Regions from separate parts of the Homo sapiens genome. Here region 1 is linked to region 2. A link is a loop called in an ENCODE intact Hi-C map of the cell type or tissue named here. Cell type or tissue: A673. All regions are shown on one strand. Links, peaks and the distances in the headings refer to the core of each region. The heading gives the core; the rest is flanking DNA. Region 1 overlaps LINC01202 (long intergenic non-protein coding RNA 1202). Region 2 overlaps LOC105377700 (a long non-coding RNA gene).

Region 1 (8,347 bases), core at 16-8,015, 1.4 Mb before region 2:
TAAATCAACTCAATTATGATTGCTTTCATTTAATGAAATAAATATTTTTTATTAAAAACTAGAAAAACAATCTCAGAACATGAAAACATACACAAATTTACCTTTATGAAAACTAATCACATTTGTTTATTTATTTTTCATTGACTCAAGAAAATATTTCCATAAACCATTTTTTGGCAATTACTGATCTAGACTTTGTTGTCAGTCAACAGAAAAAGAAACATTCCATTTGCTCAAAACACATCCTGAAAAACTGCTATGTCAGGAATTGTGATAGGTGCTAGAGGGATGGAGATTTTGATAAGATATGCTTAGCTGGGGAGAAGTAACAGACGGGCAAACTGAAAATCAATTGCAATATAGAATAATGTTAAGTCTATGTCAGTGTCAACATAGGGTGCTATAAGCAGAGAGTAAGGACTACCATTTTGATTAAAGGATCGAGTGAAGTGTTCCAAGATAAAGTGAGGGCCAAGCTAAAATCTAAGTTATGATGACAATAATGACTATGATTATGATGACAGTAGCAATCAGGAAGGAGGGAAAAGATGCAGAGAAGAAAAGATTGTTCAGATATTGGTAACAAGTAGTGAGACCAAGCACTGAGAAATACATTGGAATTTTGCAGTAACCTAGTTTATTATAAAGCACAGAATCCCGGAATAGGATTGATGAGATGTGAGAATAGAAACATGACTGAATTTGCTGAAGATAACAATGCGTACTTTCTATTTAGTTTCTACATGGCACTACAGCCATTCTTCATTTAAATTAATTTCATTCTTACACTTTTATTATAGTTAAGAACTTGTAAAACAGCAGTCTATCTTGTGAGAGAGAGACAGAAACTCATTTAATCTTCAGAATATCTATAAAGTAGGTGTGTTATTATGGCAAAACCAAGGCCCAAAGATAGAAAGATGCTACTAACTCGTTCAAATGATACAGCTGGTAAATGGTAGAACCTGGGTTGAAACCCAGTCATGTTCTAGAATCTCAGCTTTCAAACATCACATTAGGCCATAAGAAATACATAGTATCTCCATTCTAAGATTTAAGAACTCATTTAAAAGCCCAACATTACTAAGTACAGAAAGTTCTAAAATTTAGGAACTCAGTTAAAAGCCCAAGATTAATAGGTCCAGTTAAAAGCCCATGATTTTAATGGACCTCAACTTCTGTGTTCTACAACTATGAGAAAGTAGCTCTGAACATTCTGAAGCCAGACTGACAGTGTTCACGTCTCAACTCAACTGCTTATTAACTGTGCCAGCCTGTAAAATTTCTCAGCCCTCCTATGAGTCAATTTCTTCATCTACAAAAAAATCAATAGTAAAACACTTGCTGTGTAGGGTTGTTTTATGCATAAATAAGTTACTTTTAAAGATAATTTAGAAGAATGCCTAGAATGATTGATAACGCCCAGTAAGAGTATCTATTACAATATTGTTTTACACTGCTTCCTGAAGAACGGCAGGCTCTGCAATCATTCATTGTGATTATGTACACTTTTACAGATGTATGATCAAAGAAACCATTTTTTAATATAAAACCACTCCTGAATACATTAAAAGAGCAAGTTGATCATTTGACTGGCTATAGATCAATTCAAATATTAAGTTTTAAAATTAAATTATTAATTTATGTGTTTTGTTATTTTTTCTTTCTGTGTTTCATTGTTTAGATTTAAGATATTCAGGTATTAGTTTTAGCTAAAGGGGAATTTTAAGTGATGCCCTGTCTCTGCTGCTTATAGCTCTCAGATATGTGGCTTACTTTTCAAGAAGAAACCGGAGTCTCCAATTAGAGCAATATGACCTGTCAGACAAATGAACCATTTGCTGATTTCAGCAATAAGATGTTCTCAACTGATTTTGTTGTCACTTTTTCTTTTCTCCCTTATTTTAAGACTCCTTAACGAATTCAATGCAACAAAAAAAGTCAGCTGAAATTTGATGAGAAAAAATAAAGTAAGTTACTTCCCACGCAAATAAAATCTTAAACTTCACTAAATTTTATATCAACATTATCAGGTATAATTTATTTTCTAAGCCACCCTATAACCTCATAAACCTGTCTTTCACACATTATATCAATATCCACAGATTTATGGATTGATTGCCTCTCTATTTTTTTCCTACAGTTTAATTTAGAAGTCAGGCAAATCCTGGGGTTTATTAAGTATCACAGAAGCTAGATAAATTATGTTATGAATTGCTTAAAACTTTAAGAACTATCAAGCCTAGTACATTTCAAATGTAACTAAATTTTATGAAATATTGTCAATGTTGGCTTACCAAGTGCCTGACAATGGATGTGAATGCCACACACAATGGGCAAAAGATGTATTCCCAGTTAGCTGGGAAGAAATAAAAATAATTCAAGAAGTACACTAACAGTTAACATATTTTTAATAACAAGGAAAGAATATAATGATAGCCTTTCTTACAGATCAGGAGTTCGAGACCAGCCTGTCCAGTATGGTGAAACCCCATCTCTACTGAAAAATACAAAAATTAGCCAGGCGTGGTGGCACGTGCCTATAGATCCAGCTACTCGGGAGGTTGAGGCAGGAGAATCGCTGGAACCCAGGAGGCAGAGGTTGCAGTGAGCCGAGATTGTGCCACTGCACTCCAGCTGGGGCGAGAGATTGAGACTCCCACTCAAAAAAAAAAAAAAAAAAAAAAAAAGAAAAGAAAAAAAAAAGAAATAGAGCACATCTAACTTGAATCTGCTCATCTATATATCCACCCACTCAAACAAAAAAATCTTTATGTAACATTGATTATGTGTCAGGTGTATGTTGGACACTAGCAATACACAGAATAATAAAAAAAAGCACCTGCCCTGAAGTAACAATTATATTTCCACTATTTTATAAATCTGAAATTCAAATGATCACTTTACCTAATATCCAATTATACTTAATTCAACTAGCAATAGTCAAAGTATTTATTGGTTGATATCAGTTAATCTTTAAATAATATTTATTCTTCTTTTAAAAAGATTATATAAAGTTAAATCCATTGACTTTTTAATAAAATTATGCCTCTTTCAGGTTAACAAATACACGCTTAAAAACTTGGTATCAGTAGTTTGACCTTCCGTATGTCCAGGATCAGGAGTTATTACCAGTTAATTATATAATTCTTGGCTAATGGGGAAATGAATTGAGTGTCTCCTCTTTTGTATGGGCAGTTGTTTTTCCCTTTAGAAGAAAATCTTATTCTCAATTAGAAGCTATCAGATAAGTCATTTCCAAGGTGAAGTATGGCTAAATGCATGCATTAGCATTACAAACTGCTCAATAGAATTTTCTAGATAAAGTCCTTGCTCCTAAATTACAATGTTCTTTCGGCTTCTGCACTGAAGCCAACATTTTCTCCTTATGCATATAAAAGAAAACAGCAGTTAATATGATATGCTGGGTAAAATACTCCTGTTGTCATCATCTATAAGTGTCACCTTTTTAAAATGTCCTTTTGCACTCATCTGACAGGAGTAGCCATTTAAGAATATTTTAGAGAATTGTAATTAACCCTTCTTTTCATTTCCTTAAAGAAATTTATTTTAGAAAGTATTTCAAGATGGCTTTTCTTTTCAAAAGGAGAAACTCAAAAGCATCTGAATGAATTAGAGGGCTACATAATCATTATCTACAAAAATGGAGATTTAGATATGCCATTTCATTCACTGTAAATTATGTCTCTGTGATTTGTCTGGAAAGGAAATTGCTCATCAATTTAAGATTATGTTTGCCCCTCTTATAGAGACAAGTAGAGACACATATGCTACATTAGAGATGAAGTAGGACAGGAAACCCAAAAATTTTATTATAAGCCCCATATTGAATTTAATAGGACAGTCGTGCATGGCATAAATGAGATTTGAATGCTTTTTGAATACAGGCACTTTTTTTTCTTTTATGACATTGCAAACGAATAGTTTATGCATCAATTGCTATGGGATGATTTAGACAGTTGAGAAAAATGTTCACGATTATCTTAACATGGCATTCAATTGTGTCAGCTCTCTTTCAACAAAAAGCATTTGTGTTTCTACATCCAGAGAAATAACAGGGCAATTTTTCTCATCATGAGAACTGGAACTGTTTTCTCTAATGTTACAAAAGAAATGTTTATCTTGCTCTGAACCACTGCACTAACTGCAAATAGGTAGAGTAAGTTTCTACTATTTATTACTCAGAGAAGGAGAATATGCTGGCAAACGTGTCCCTCCTTCATCAGTTACCTCCATTAGGAGGAGCTCTAACAATATTTGGCCTAGCTGGGTTTAACTTGGCAAGCGTTAGAAGCTACTCATTTTCACAGTGCTGCAAAACATACTGAATTTTAAAACCCAGAACACACACATTTTCTGTCATTTCTTTCTCCATGTAACTGCAAAGTGTTTATCTCAGAGTCTACACACTTCTTTGGTTCCGTTGAAACATGCTAAGAGGGCTTCTTCAAGCACATTCAGCTCAACAAAGTACTAAGTCTACTTTTCAAAAGCACTTAGAGATGGTGTTGGAAAATTACAGCTTAAAAAGAAGACGAGAAATCTAAGAAGCAAGCTAAGCAGGGGACAACTTACAATAATTGTATGCAAATACATTTTCAAATTTAGTTCTGATTTTCATATAATGCAATAATTAATACAATATTTTGAACTCATCAGGTACTGAAACTGTTCTAAGAATTTGCCATAACTTACTTATTTCTAAGTAATTTATGATGTATCTAAAATTCAGAAAGTTAAGTAAAAAAAGTCTCACATGAGTGAAGACATAATAATTGGTCCAAAACCTGGGAGATCAGAACACTGGCTGCAGGGAAATTGACAGAAAGAGATTTGAAATTGTTCAGAACAAGAAGTGACAGTCTTGAGAGAGGACTGCTTCTGAAGGAGGACCAGGCATACCTTGGAAACTAGGAGGCAAAGGGAATGAATAAAACAGATAGTAGAAATTAAAGTTCCCTAGGGCTGGGCACAGTGGCTACCACCTGTAATCACAGGGTTTGGAAGGCTGAGGTGGGTGGATTGCTTGAGTCCAGGAGTTCCAGACCAGCATGGGCAACATGGCACAACCCCATCTCTATTAAAAAGAAAAAAAGAAATTAAAGTTGCCACAAAACAAAAGAAAAAAAATAAAAAAAATCAACAACATACCTAATATCCTCTACTAAAATAAACACTGCCTATTAAAGATACTACACTTCACTGTATAGCTGATTAAGGCGGTTCTGAAATTGGGAACTTAGTGAATTACCCTTTACTTTCATTAGAACACTACAACAAATTGCCATTGATAGTGTTTTTACTCTGGACTATCACACGTGTTTTATCAGCCTGAAACACTTTCTGCAATTGCTTCCAGATGGAAAACCTTACTTATCTTTTTATATTAGCCCGAGTATCATTTCCTTTCTTCCTCTGCTGCCAAATTTTATGTGACTTTCTATGTGATCCTGTGGTAGTATATATTTTCCCATCCTCGTTCTTGCCACACTGCATTGCAGCTGTCTTCTTACCCCTCTCTCTTTCCCCATTAGGCTGTAAGACCCTTGAGTGCAGAAGCCACACCTTTTTTATTTACTGATTTTGGCCCCAGTGCCTGGTAGGCACACTAAATATTGTTTGAAAAAACTAATGATGTCCTAAGTTAGTAAAGTGTAAAGATTCATCAATGAATATCAAGTGCAAAGAATCTCATGTTTCAAATTCCCAGAGAAGGTTTGATCAAAGTATATGATAAATATAAGCACACATGGAAGAGGTACTGAGCTAGAAAAACAGTGCATTTAAAAATTTGTTCCATATCATTGGAAATTTGCTTGGAGCTAAAAACAACACAGTAGATAAGTTAGTATTAATTAAACTACTTTCTGGTACAATAGAGTTTAACTTTAATTAGGTTTTGTTTTCCTCGTCTGATAATAACCTAATTTGTCTTCTTCTCTCACCTTTCTTTTTTCACCAAAATTTCATGCGACCTATTAACTACAACACAATAACTTAAAATGCATCTTGTGGTGTTAATTTCAAATTTAACAAGTTTATGTTACTGAAGATCTTTAAGTACAGTAGTCCTCTTATTTATGGAGGATACAGTCCAAGGCCCCCAGTGGGTGCCTGAAAGGACAGGTAATGTCATACTATGTGTTTTTTTTTTTGTCTTATACATACATACCTATGATAAAGTTTAGTTTATATATTAGGCACAGCAAGAGACTAACAACAATAACAATAAATTAGAACAATTATAACAACATAATGTGATAAAAGTTATGTGAATGTGGTCTTTTTCTCTCTCTCTCAAAAGATCTTATTAACCATACTCACTTATTTTTTGGATCACAGGTGACTGTAGGAATCTGAAAGTGTGGAAGGTGAAACCATGGATAAGAGGGGATTACTGTATCATTGACTTAAAAGTTCAATAGACATGAACCTCTAGGTTTCATTAAAAAATCAAACGTGGGAGAAACAATATAGGCGTTTTGAATTTATTAAATTGAAGTATATTTGCAAAGAAAATAGCATTCAAATTCCAACACTTCTACTCATGCATGTAAATATAACACAACCACCATGATTCTGTAAAAAGCAACTCTAGGTTGCTCTTTTTTAGGAACACTAAATATTGTTAAAAGAAATTAATGATGTCTTAAATTACTAAAGTGTAAAGACTGATCAATGAATATCAAGTACAAAGAATCCCATGTTTCTAATTCTCAGGGAATGTTTGACTGAAATATATGATAAACTTAAGCAACTCTAGGTTGCTTTTGGTAGAAAATATTTGCTAAAAGACACCATAGTATTTCTTAGTTACAAAAATCATGTTAGTCATAACACCATGACCCTGTACCCCCAAATATTTTCAACTTGCATTTTAAATGTCTCAGCATTTTTCGTCTACTATATGTACTCAAATTATTTTTAAACATTTTATTTAAATAACTATAGATTCATAAATAATTGAAATAAAGCACAGAAAATTCTTATGTACCTTTCACCCAGTTTCACCCAATGGATACATCTTATATCATATAAAAATGAGGAAGTTCACATTGGTATAATTTGTATATACAGTTCTTTATTATTTTATCATTTGTAATTTGTGTAGCCATCACTACAATCAAGACACAAAGCTATTTCATCACCACAAAGATGTCCCTGGTACTACCATTTTGTACACACTCAAGCCCTCTCCCTACCCCATCCCTGAACTATGGCAATTGCTAATCAGCTTCCCTCTATATAATTTTGTAATTCTGAGAATGTTATGTAATGAAATTATAGAGTATTTGACCTTTTGAGAGTGTCTTTTTTTTCATCAGCATGATGCCCTTGAGATCTATCAACTTGTTTGAATCAAGTTTGTTCTTTTTTCTTGCTCAACAGTTTTCAAAGTATAGATTCATCAAAGTTTGTTTAAACATTTGCCCATTGAGAGGCATTTTGGTTATTTTCAGGTTTTTACTATTACATATAAAGCTGCTATGATAGGCTTCTGCAGAATTTTGAGCGTATGTAATTTTTTTTTAATCTGCTTTGTATCCTCTAGGGCATTTATCATAGTTTTTATTTTTCTAGGATAAATGCCCAAGAGTGCTATTGCTGGGTTTTATGGTAAGTATGTTTATTTTTATAAGAAACTCCCAAATTATTTCCTAGAGTGACTGTACCATTTTACATTCCCACAGCAATGTATGTCATATCTATTTTCTTTGTAACCTATCCAGCATTTGGTATTTTCATTATGCTTTATTTTTGCTGTTCTGTATCTTTCAGTAATACCACTTTGTATTTCTAATTTGCATTATCCTAATGGCCAGTGATGTTGAACATCTTATGTGCATTTTTGACCTCTATATATCCTCTTCAGTGAAATGCCTTTTCATGTCTTTTGCTCATTTTGTAATTGGATTTTTTTTTAAATTATTGAGTCTTAAGAGTATTTTATATACTTTGGTTCCTAGTCCTTTGCCAGACATATGGTTTGCAAATATCTTCTCTCAGTCTGTAATTTGTCTTTTTATCCTGTGATTAGAATTTTTTTTGCACAGCAAAAGGTTTTAATTTTGATAAATTCCAACTTATTGATTTCTTCTTTTAGAAATCATGTTTTCAGTGTCATGATTACACCCTATGTCCCTAAGTTAAGCCTAATTAAGACCTATGTCCCAAAGTTTTTCTACAGCACAATCTTTTAAACTTTTATAGTTTTTGATTTTCATTTTTATTATTATTTATTTATTTATTTGAGATGGAGTCTCGCTCTTGTTACCCAGGCTGGAGTACAGTGGAGTGATCTTGGCTCACTGCAACCTCCGCCTCC
Region 2 (8,347 bases), core at 101-8,100:
GCACAAGAGCCTCAGGAGGTAGGTACAATTATTTTCTTTCATTTGTCAATTGAGATAACTAAAGCTTACATAAGCCAAGTAATTTACAGAGGATCACAGAGTTAGTGACAGAACTATTGCGGCCGTTACTATAATAGTAGAAGCTCACTTATATTAAGCACCTACTATGTACCATGAATTGTTGTAAGCACCTGATATAGTTTAGCTTACTACTCTTATTACCCACCATTTACTGATGAAACAGTAGTACAGAGATGTTAAATAAGTTCTCCAAAGTTACCAGTAGAACTGGGATACCAGTTGTCCTTTTTTTAATTTATTTATTTTTCTTTTTTCTTTTTTTTTTTTTTTGACGGAGTCTCCCTCTGTCGCCCAGGCTGGAGTGTAGTGCAGTGGCGCAATCTCGGCTCACTGCAATCTCTGCCTCCCGGGTTCAAAGGATTCTCCTGCCTCAGCCTCCTGAGTAGCTGGGATTACAGGCACATGCCACCATGCCCACCTAATTATTTTTGGATTTTTAGTAGAGACAGGGTTTCACTGTTAGCCAGGATGGTCTTGATCTCCTGACCTCATGATCCACCCGCGTCGGCCTCCCAAAGTGCTGGAATTACAGGCTTGAGCCACCACACCAGGCCCCAATTGTTCTTAATAACTCACAGACTCAAGTCTGGCTGTGCCAAAACTCATGCTTGTAATCACTATGAAACTGAAAGATAACGTATGGTCTCCATGATTAGGACAATATTCCAATCTGCCTGGTCAAGGGATACTAATGAAAGAGAAGATCTTGAAGAACATGGTTTATTCAACACATCAAACATAAGACTTTGTGATCTCAATCTACAAATTGTTTTCTGAAGTTACAAAATTCAGCAGAGACATGGGGGCCATGAAAGTCCAATTCCATGGCTCTAGTTTGCCACATTTTCCTTATCTACAACAAAGGAGTAAGTGACTAAGAGTCATCTATTATCTAATAATACTTTCCAGCTAAGAGTCATCTATTGTATAATAATACTTTCCAGCTTTGAGCAGGGTGTTCCACAAGTATCAGGAAAGCAGAAATCAGGTACATTCTAACTTAATGTTTTGTTTCAAAACCCGATCATAGTGACGGGTGCACAGTAGCCAGTCAATAAATTGTTATTAGATAAATGTTGGAAAAAAGCTTTCTGAACAAGCACTTTGTAGTATTTGCAGGGCTGGGCCTAGGGCGAAGCAAATGAGGCTCCTGTCTTGGCACAGAATTTAAGGGGCATCAAAAAATTCCCTTGGCTTCGGGCTCCAGTATGGTTCAGCACAACGTTATTACTGATCCTGTTCTTACGAAAATTGTAGATGTTTCACTTATCATAAATTATTTTGCACCAGTGTTGCCCCAGCCCTGATTACACACACTCTTCCTGATAACTTCCTGCCACTTACTACCTGTTTTATCACATGTAAGTTACTGAAAGTGTTCTGAGACTGAGTTTCCTTATCGGTAAAATGGGAATAAGAATTTTTAATTTATCATACTGTTGTAAGGAGCGAATCAGGTGGCATGTGTGCAATCTCTGACTCAGTGCACAGCATAAAATTGGAGCTCAATAAACATTACTTCCCTTGCCTGACAAGAGAAGTGTCTGTTAAATCGTTTCTTCACGTGGTTAATTATTTTGCTTAGTTTTTCTTCCCCAAGAAGATCAACCAATCCTTACAGGATCTCTCATTCAAACTGGTTATTTCTCCCAACAAGTTGCCTCTCGGGCAGATTGTCTGAGCTCAGGGGTTCGAGACCAGCCTGGGCAATGTGGCAAAACCCTGTCTCTACTAAAAATACAAAAAATTAGCCAGGCGTGGTGGCACACTCCTGTAATCCCAGCTACTCAGGAGGCTGAGGCAGGAGAATCACTTAAGCCTGGGAGGCGGGAGGTTGCAGTGAGTCAAGTTCGTGCTACTGCACTCCAGCCTGGGCAACAGAGCAAAACTCTGTCTCAAACACACACACACACACACACACACACACACACAAAGGTGCCTCTATATGATGCCGAGATATCAGTTGATTCAGAAAAGTCAGACAGATAAAATGGCAGCCAAATGTTGCTTTATTATTGAGATGGACTAATACCATTCATGGTTTCCACCTTGTGGTTTTGTCAGCCTATCTGAGAGACACAATCCAGATACAGTAGAAACTCTCTTACTAGACTCAGTAGATTAATGCAAATTCTCGAGCACCTCTGCAAAACCTACTGACTAGTGGCCAGGGCAGGCTGAATGTTTGAGGCTTGTATGTGACTTCCTGGAATGCCCACACACTTCTGCTGCCTCCAGCTGTGTTGCATGCTTACTAAGAGTGTGTTTGTAATTAGACAGTAAAATTTAATACACAAGGCAAAGAAAACTTAGGGCAAAAAGGGAGAAAAGTTGCTATTTCTATGAGAACTAAGTTGAATGCTTTGGGAAAACAATCAATAAAGGCAACGTAAGCCAAAAATATTAAAAAATGACTCAGGCAAGGAGCCTGTCTTCCTGGATTCACAAGGAAGTAGAGGATTTCAGGAACTGATGCAATTTTAATACAAAGTAGAAAGTGGTGCCTGCTACAAGAAAATCACACCTAAATTTCTATGCAAATAGATTACAGTTTGGAGCTTAGGGGTTACAATTCTAACATTCAGTTAGATTCAGAGATTTAATTTCTAAATCCTAATTAAAACTGATTTATTTCCAGCCGAGCACGGTGGCTCACACCTGTAATCCCAGCACTCTGGGAGACCGAGGCGGGCGGATCACTTGAGGTCAGGAGTTCAAGACCTGCCTAGTTAACATGGCAAAACCCTGTCTCTACTAAAAATACAAAAATTAGCCAGGCGTGCTGGTGGGTGCCTGTAATCCCAGCTACTCGGGAGGCTGAGGCAGGAGAATCGCTTGAACTGGGAGGCGGAAGTTGCTGTGAGCCGAGATTGCGCCTCTCCACCACTCCAGCCTGGGCGACATAGTGAGAGATTCTGTCTCAAAAAACATAAAAATAAACTGATTTATTTTCTATAATAAATCTAGAAAAGGCTAACATGCCATTCTGCAAATAAAACCAGTGGAACTTAGAATGTTGCAATACTGAGAATATATTTTTTTAAAAAAAAACGTGTATAATTCTCATTTCATCATAAAACCTCGGGCTGAATCTAGCTGTACTTTCCTAAGATTGCAATAAATCTACTAATTGCAATGACTATTCCTCAAGAATTTAATGAGCGTGGTTTACTGGCAAATTCATTTCTACCTTTCAGCTGGGTGGTCTTGGGCTCTTGCTAAGCCTCTCTGACCGTCAGTTTTCTCCTATGTAAAACTGTGGATAACAACACTTATTTCATGAGGATGCTGTGAGAATTAAATGAAACAATTTATGTAAGCGCTGGCACATGGTAGTTACCCTTCTCTGCCGCAAGGCAGTGCCCCCACGGGTTTAATTAAAGCTTTGGCTCTTTGCCTCTCAGTGAACAAAAAACTTTGAGTGTCATAATTAATGGATGAAGTCCAAAAAAATAGAATGTCAAAACCACGCGCAGGATAAAAACGAATAAGCTGGCACCCTTTTCAAATTCCTAGGCTCATTTCCCCCCCTAAATTTAGACAGGGTTGGCTGCTTGAAAAATGGCGTGAGCCTGCCATCTAGTGGCTACATGGAGGAACACCAAACCCCTTGTGTTCAGGAACCAGAGCTAGAGAATCTTTCCAAAAGGCATCTCTAATTTTAAAAACACCCCCTCAACACAAGATTTGATTGGCAGCAACATGCCAACTTCCTTAATCACAGCAACGAAACTACTAACACATTCTTCGAGTTCTCCTCCACTGTGTGCCCCACATTCCCAGCCAAGGCCTTGCTGTTCTGTGGTCTCACAGGCTTTCACCCTGTCAAAACCAGCTGTCAGTCAGCTGTTACATTAAAAAGAATCTGATTCATTTACTTTGTAATCTTATTAAAAATAATTCCTACTGCAAAGTATCCCCATGGGGATTTGCATTTTGATTTGATTTCACTTAGATACTATTTGACTTTGCGTTGGGTTTTACTATGTATTTAGCTAAGGATGCAATTCTTCAAGGCAGTGTCTCTCCAGCTGCATCAAAGTGCATCAGAATATTCTGGAGGGCTTTTTAAAGCTCAGAATATGGGGGCCCCATCACTACACTTTCTGACAATGTGACTTTCTAATGAGTTCCCAGATACTATTGAAGGAAATCAAAATTTTTTACCCCAAAGTATATTTACTTGACATATTTTGGGAGATAGATGGTTGTCAAAGAGCCCGCAAACAGAAGTGGCCCTGCAAGGCTATCTTTAGTGGGGAAGATTTGCATCTGTAGAGAATCTACATTAATGCAGCTAGGTCCTCCCTTGTCCAGATGTAGGAAGATTACCTGAGAGTCTGACACCTTTAAACATCAGAAAGAAACATTTACCACCTATCTCTCTGAAGGTTGCTACTTTGTTACCTAACAAGATCACCTTTTCTAAACAAGCCACTTCTTCTCCCCGTCCCATAACCTGTCTTGCCACTATAACCTGATTGACCACCATAACCTGGTTTCGGCCATGCAGTGAGCCTTCATTATTTCTGTAAGCTCAAGTTGCATTCCATTACGGGGTTGGGCAGTCACACTGTAGTCCTTCCCACGTACACGTTAATAAATTTTGTATGCCTTTTCTCTAATTAATCTGCCTTTTGTGAGTTCATTTTTCAGCAAACCTTCAGAGGGCAAAGGGGAAGTTTTCTCCTTGACCCCTAGAATACGATATTGTTTATCTGGGGACCACAATTTGGGAATGATGGACCAACTTCTAATGACACAATTTCATAATAAGACACAGCTAATGAGCAAGACCATTTTTAAAAGGCATTTCTGCAGGCTGAGACAAGAAATTAACATGTGAACAACACAAATTATTTTAAATTACCAGGCCTAGAGAGACATTAAAATGAGACCAGCATATGCCCTTTGAACTATGTATTCATCTCTTGAAACTGCTTACTGTTGCTATAAGTAGCTATAAATTATCTAACAATGCAACAATGGACACCATAATCCATACTCTATAACTTAACAATGTGTAGCCAATCATTAATCACTGTTATTTCTATAAACCAATGAGAATTCCTGACAATTTTATATCAGCCGCTCCCTGTCCCCCTTTTTTTGCCTTTAAAATCCTCCCTGCAGCTGGGTGCTGTGGGTCACGCCTGTAATCCCAGCACTTTGGGAGGCCAAGGCGGTGGATCACCTGAGGTCAGGAGTTCGAGACCAGCCTGACCAACATGACAAAACCCTGTCTCTACTAAAAATACAAAAATTAGCTGGGCATGATGGCATGCGCCTGTAGTCCCAGCTACTCGGGAGGCTGAGGCAGGAGAATCGCTTGAACCCAGGAGGCAGATGTTGCAGTAAGCCAAGATCACACACTGCACTCCAGCCTGGGTGACAGAGCGAGACACTGTCTAAAAAAACAAAAACAAAAACAAAAAAAACAAAAAAACAAACTTTCCTATGTTACCACCTACATTTCTGAAATTCTCCACTGCCACCACTGCACTTGAGGTGACCACCCTCTCTCTCCAAGTCTCAGTATTTATGTCACTTCCTCCAGGACAATCTCCCTGACCACTAGTCTAGGTTCGGGGCCTGTCTGAGGACTTTCACAGCACTCTACACTTCCTTCCACACTCAGGCCATGACCACAATAAATGTAAATTGAGTGTTCACTTGTTCCAATCCCAGCCCAGATGCTGAGGGTTTTACCATACACACATTGTATCTCAAATGCCTGGGGCAGGGCCTGGCTCAGAATAGGTGTTCAGTGTTTCTTAAATGGATGAACAAACGAATGAATAAAAATGAGTACATGAGTAGCTGCCCTCTCCACTTGGCCCCTTCTATAAGACATAAAAAAAAATGGGTAGCTCTGAGTAAAGTGTTTTCCAGTTCAGAGATGTCTGGCCTTGGTAGGAGCGTGCTGACTTCCCAGAGTATCGTGAGTGGCTGTGATCTGAATAACATATCACGGCTGAGTGTGAGCCAGGCTTACACTCAGGACATGATGCAAGCGATGCTTTGCTTAAGTTCAACAAACACATTGAAGCCTTATGGTACATCAGGCATCATGCTAGAGACACCGAGTATAAAGATCTGCTAATCACTCCTGTGAGACAGGCGCACAAACAGAATAGTACTGCAGCATCCCAGAGGACGGAGAAGCAGTGTGGGCCAATCAGGAAAAATGAATTAGGCCTTTGTAATGAGTTTCATAGTGGCCCCTGAAAGATGTATCCAGGCCCCACCCTCAGTATCTGCGAACATGATGTTATTTGGAGAAAAGGGCTTTGCAGATGTAATTAAGTAAAGACTCTTGTGATGAGATCATCCAGATTTAGGAAGGCCCTGTGTTCAATGACTAGCATCCTTCTAAGAGAAAAGAGAGGGAGATTTGAGAAAAGGAGAAATATGGAGATGGCTATGGGAAGCTGAAGGTAGAGACTGGAGTGACAGGCCAAGGAATGCCAAGGATTGCCTCGTAGGCATTTATTATTTCCCACTCACTACAGGATTTTTTCCTTTACTTTTTCCTTTTACCTGAAATCAGCCACTTTATAACTAGAACACACTGTGCATCCATACGGTTGAATTCCAGGCGTTGGAACGCCTTTTGTTGTTGGTAAGAGACTCCCTGTCTTCTTCAACAGATCCTGTAAACTACTTAACGGTGCAATGCTGTTTACTCATAGCATTTTTTTTTTTTTTGGATGGAGTTTCACTCTTGTCACCCAGGCTGGAGTGCAATGGTGCTATCTCAGCTCACTGCAACCTCCACCTCCCAGGTTCAAGCAATTCTCCTGCCTCAGCCTCCCGAGTAGCTGGGATTACAGGCATGCGCCACCACACCCAGCTAATTTTTGTATTGTTAGTAGATGGGGATTCACCATGTTGGTCAGGCTGCTCTCAAACTCCTGACCTCAGGCGATCCACCTGCCTCGGCCTCCCAAAATGCTGGTATTACCGGCAGGAGCCACCACGCCTAGCCACTCATAGCATCTCTTAATAGAGAACTCTGTAAAATAAGATATTGAAAATGAAAATAAGATAAATACGTATTTTTAACCCAAACAAGATCTTGTCAGGCTACTTACTTTGAAACACATGATCTTCTTCAGTACTTGCCCCTAATGGCAGTAGTCTTAGTAAAGATTTAATTTTACAGGAAAAATGTTCCTTCTCAGCCCCCAAGCCAAATGTCCTCATCATCCTACCCTCAGAAACTCTATCCACACTTTGCCCAAGCCCCCGGAACTCACCAGTCTGGATTTGATCCGTCTCCAAGACCAAGCGGGGTGGTGCTCACACACCCCTGATCCTCCATCTGTGAAAGCAGAGACCAGAGAAGCATTTGATCTGCCTAAGACATCAGAGACAAGTTCAGTGGGCGCTCTCTGAGCCATTTCCTAAAAGTAGAGCCTGGGCTTCTGGTCCAATCTAGGGAGAGAGCACATGGTCCTCCAGACTTTGCTGACCTTATACTGGTCTATATGGTCTAGGTTCATCAAAGTGTTACTTTTGCCCCCTCTTCAAATTGTGCTGTTTAAACTTCTATTTCTCCATCTTCATCACTATCATGTCCCCTTGGGGTTGGAATCTCAAGAAGCCAACATATTGAAATGTTCAGAGCAATAAATGGTCTCCATAATCTTTGCAGTGAATACATCAACTCTATTTTGCTATCCCAATAAGCTTTTAAATATCCTAGTTTCATATGAATTTACATCAGGCCATAATGAGGCAATGGGACAACATTTAAACCACATATAGACTAAGTGGCGTTTAACTCACCAACTCAAGTGTGGAAGAAATTTCACATTATTTCCTTTAAACCTACTTTTCTCATTATGTCCTTCTGTAGACTTCCATGGGAATCTGGGGAGCTTATAAATACTTGAAAAAGTCAACAAGAGTTATTTAATCTTCAGCCCATTGTGATTGCTGCCACTATCCTCACTGTCTGATTCTGCAGGGCCCCTTGAAGTGGGCGGCTCCACCGCAGCCATGACACTGGGGCGCAAGGCACCTTGCCAAGCCGACCTAGGTTTCAGGCTTCTGGAGTTGAGCACTCCATTGGCAGTTTCTTCTGCAGCTTTGCCATTCTCTAGGTAAGGGCTAGGGCTGCTGCCAAGATTCCATCACGTCATAGTGCTATTGTATCATGGCCTCTTACCACTCTAGGAGAGGGGCTGGAGCATCCCTAATTATGCAGGTGAAAGCCCCTCTCAGGCAATCTGAAGTCTGGCTTTGCTAGAACTCTGTGCTG

The links. Peaks named below come from ENCODE experiments on the same cell type or tissue, not always from the same donor. Only the 100,000 strongest peaks of a DNase experiment are listed, where the experiment ranks them.
Region 1: it touches region 2 in a loop (8-fold over the local background); 5 of 110 quality-filtered maps call a loop at or near these places.

What each region holds. Positions count from the first base shown.
Region 1 is chr5:161,962,484-161,970,830 of GRCh38, forward strand. All of the region lies in intron 1 of LINC01202 (long intergenic non-protein coding RNA 1202), which reads right to left. Among named protein-coding and RNA genes, the nearest start is that of LINC01202, 35 kb to the right of the region's middle. In A673, for the core only: a CTCF peak has its summit at 4,261; no DNase peak of the experiment used is centred there.
Region 2 is chr5:163,404,979-163,413,325 of GRCh38, forward strand. It overlaps LOC105377700 (a long non-coding RNA gene), which reads right to left. Exons shown (of 4, transcript XR_002956233.2): 1 at 7,341-8,347. Among named protein-coding and RNA genes, the nearest start is that of CCNG1, 28 kb to the right of the region's middle. RefSeq lists a silencer at 2,071-2,270. In A673, for the core only: a CTCF peak has its summit at 3,637 (motif pointing left); DNase peaks (open chromatin) are centred at 2,273 and 3,533; H3K27ac peaks cover 1,568 bases.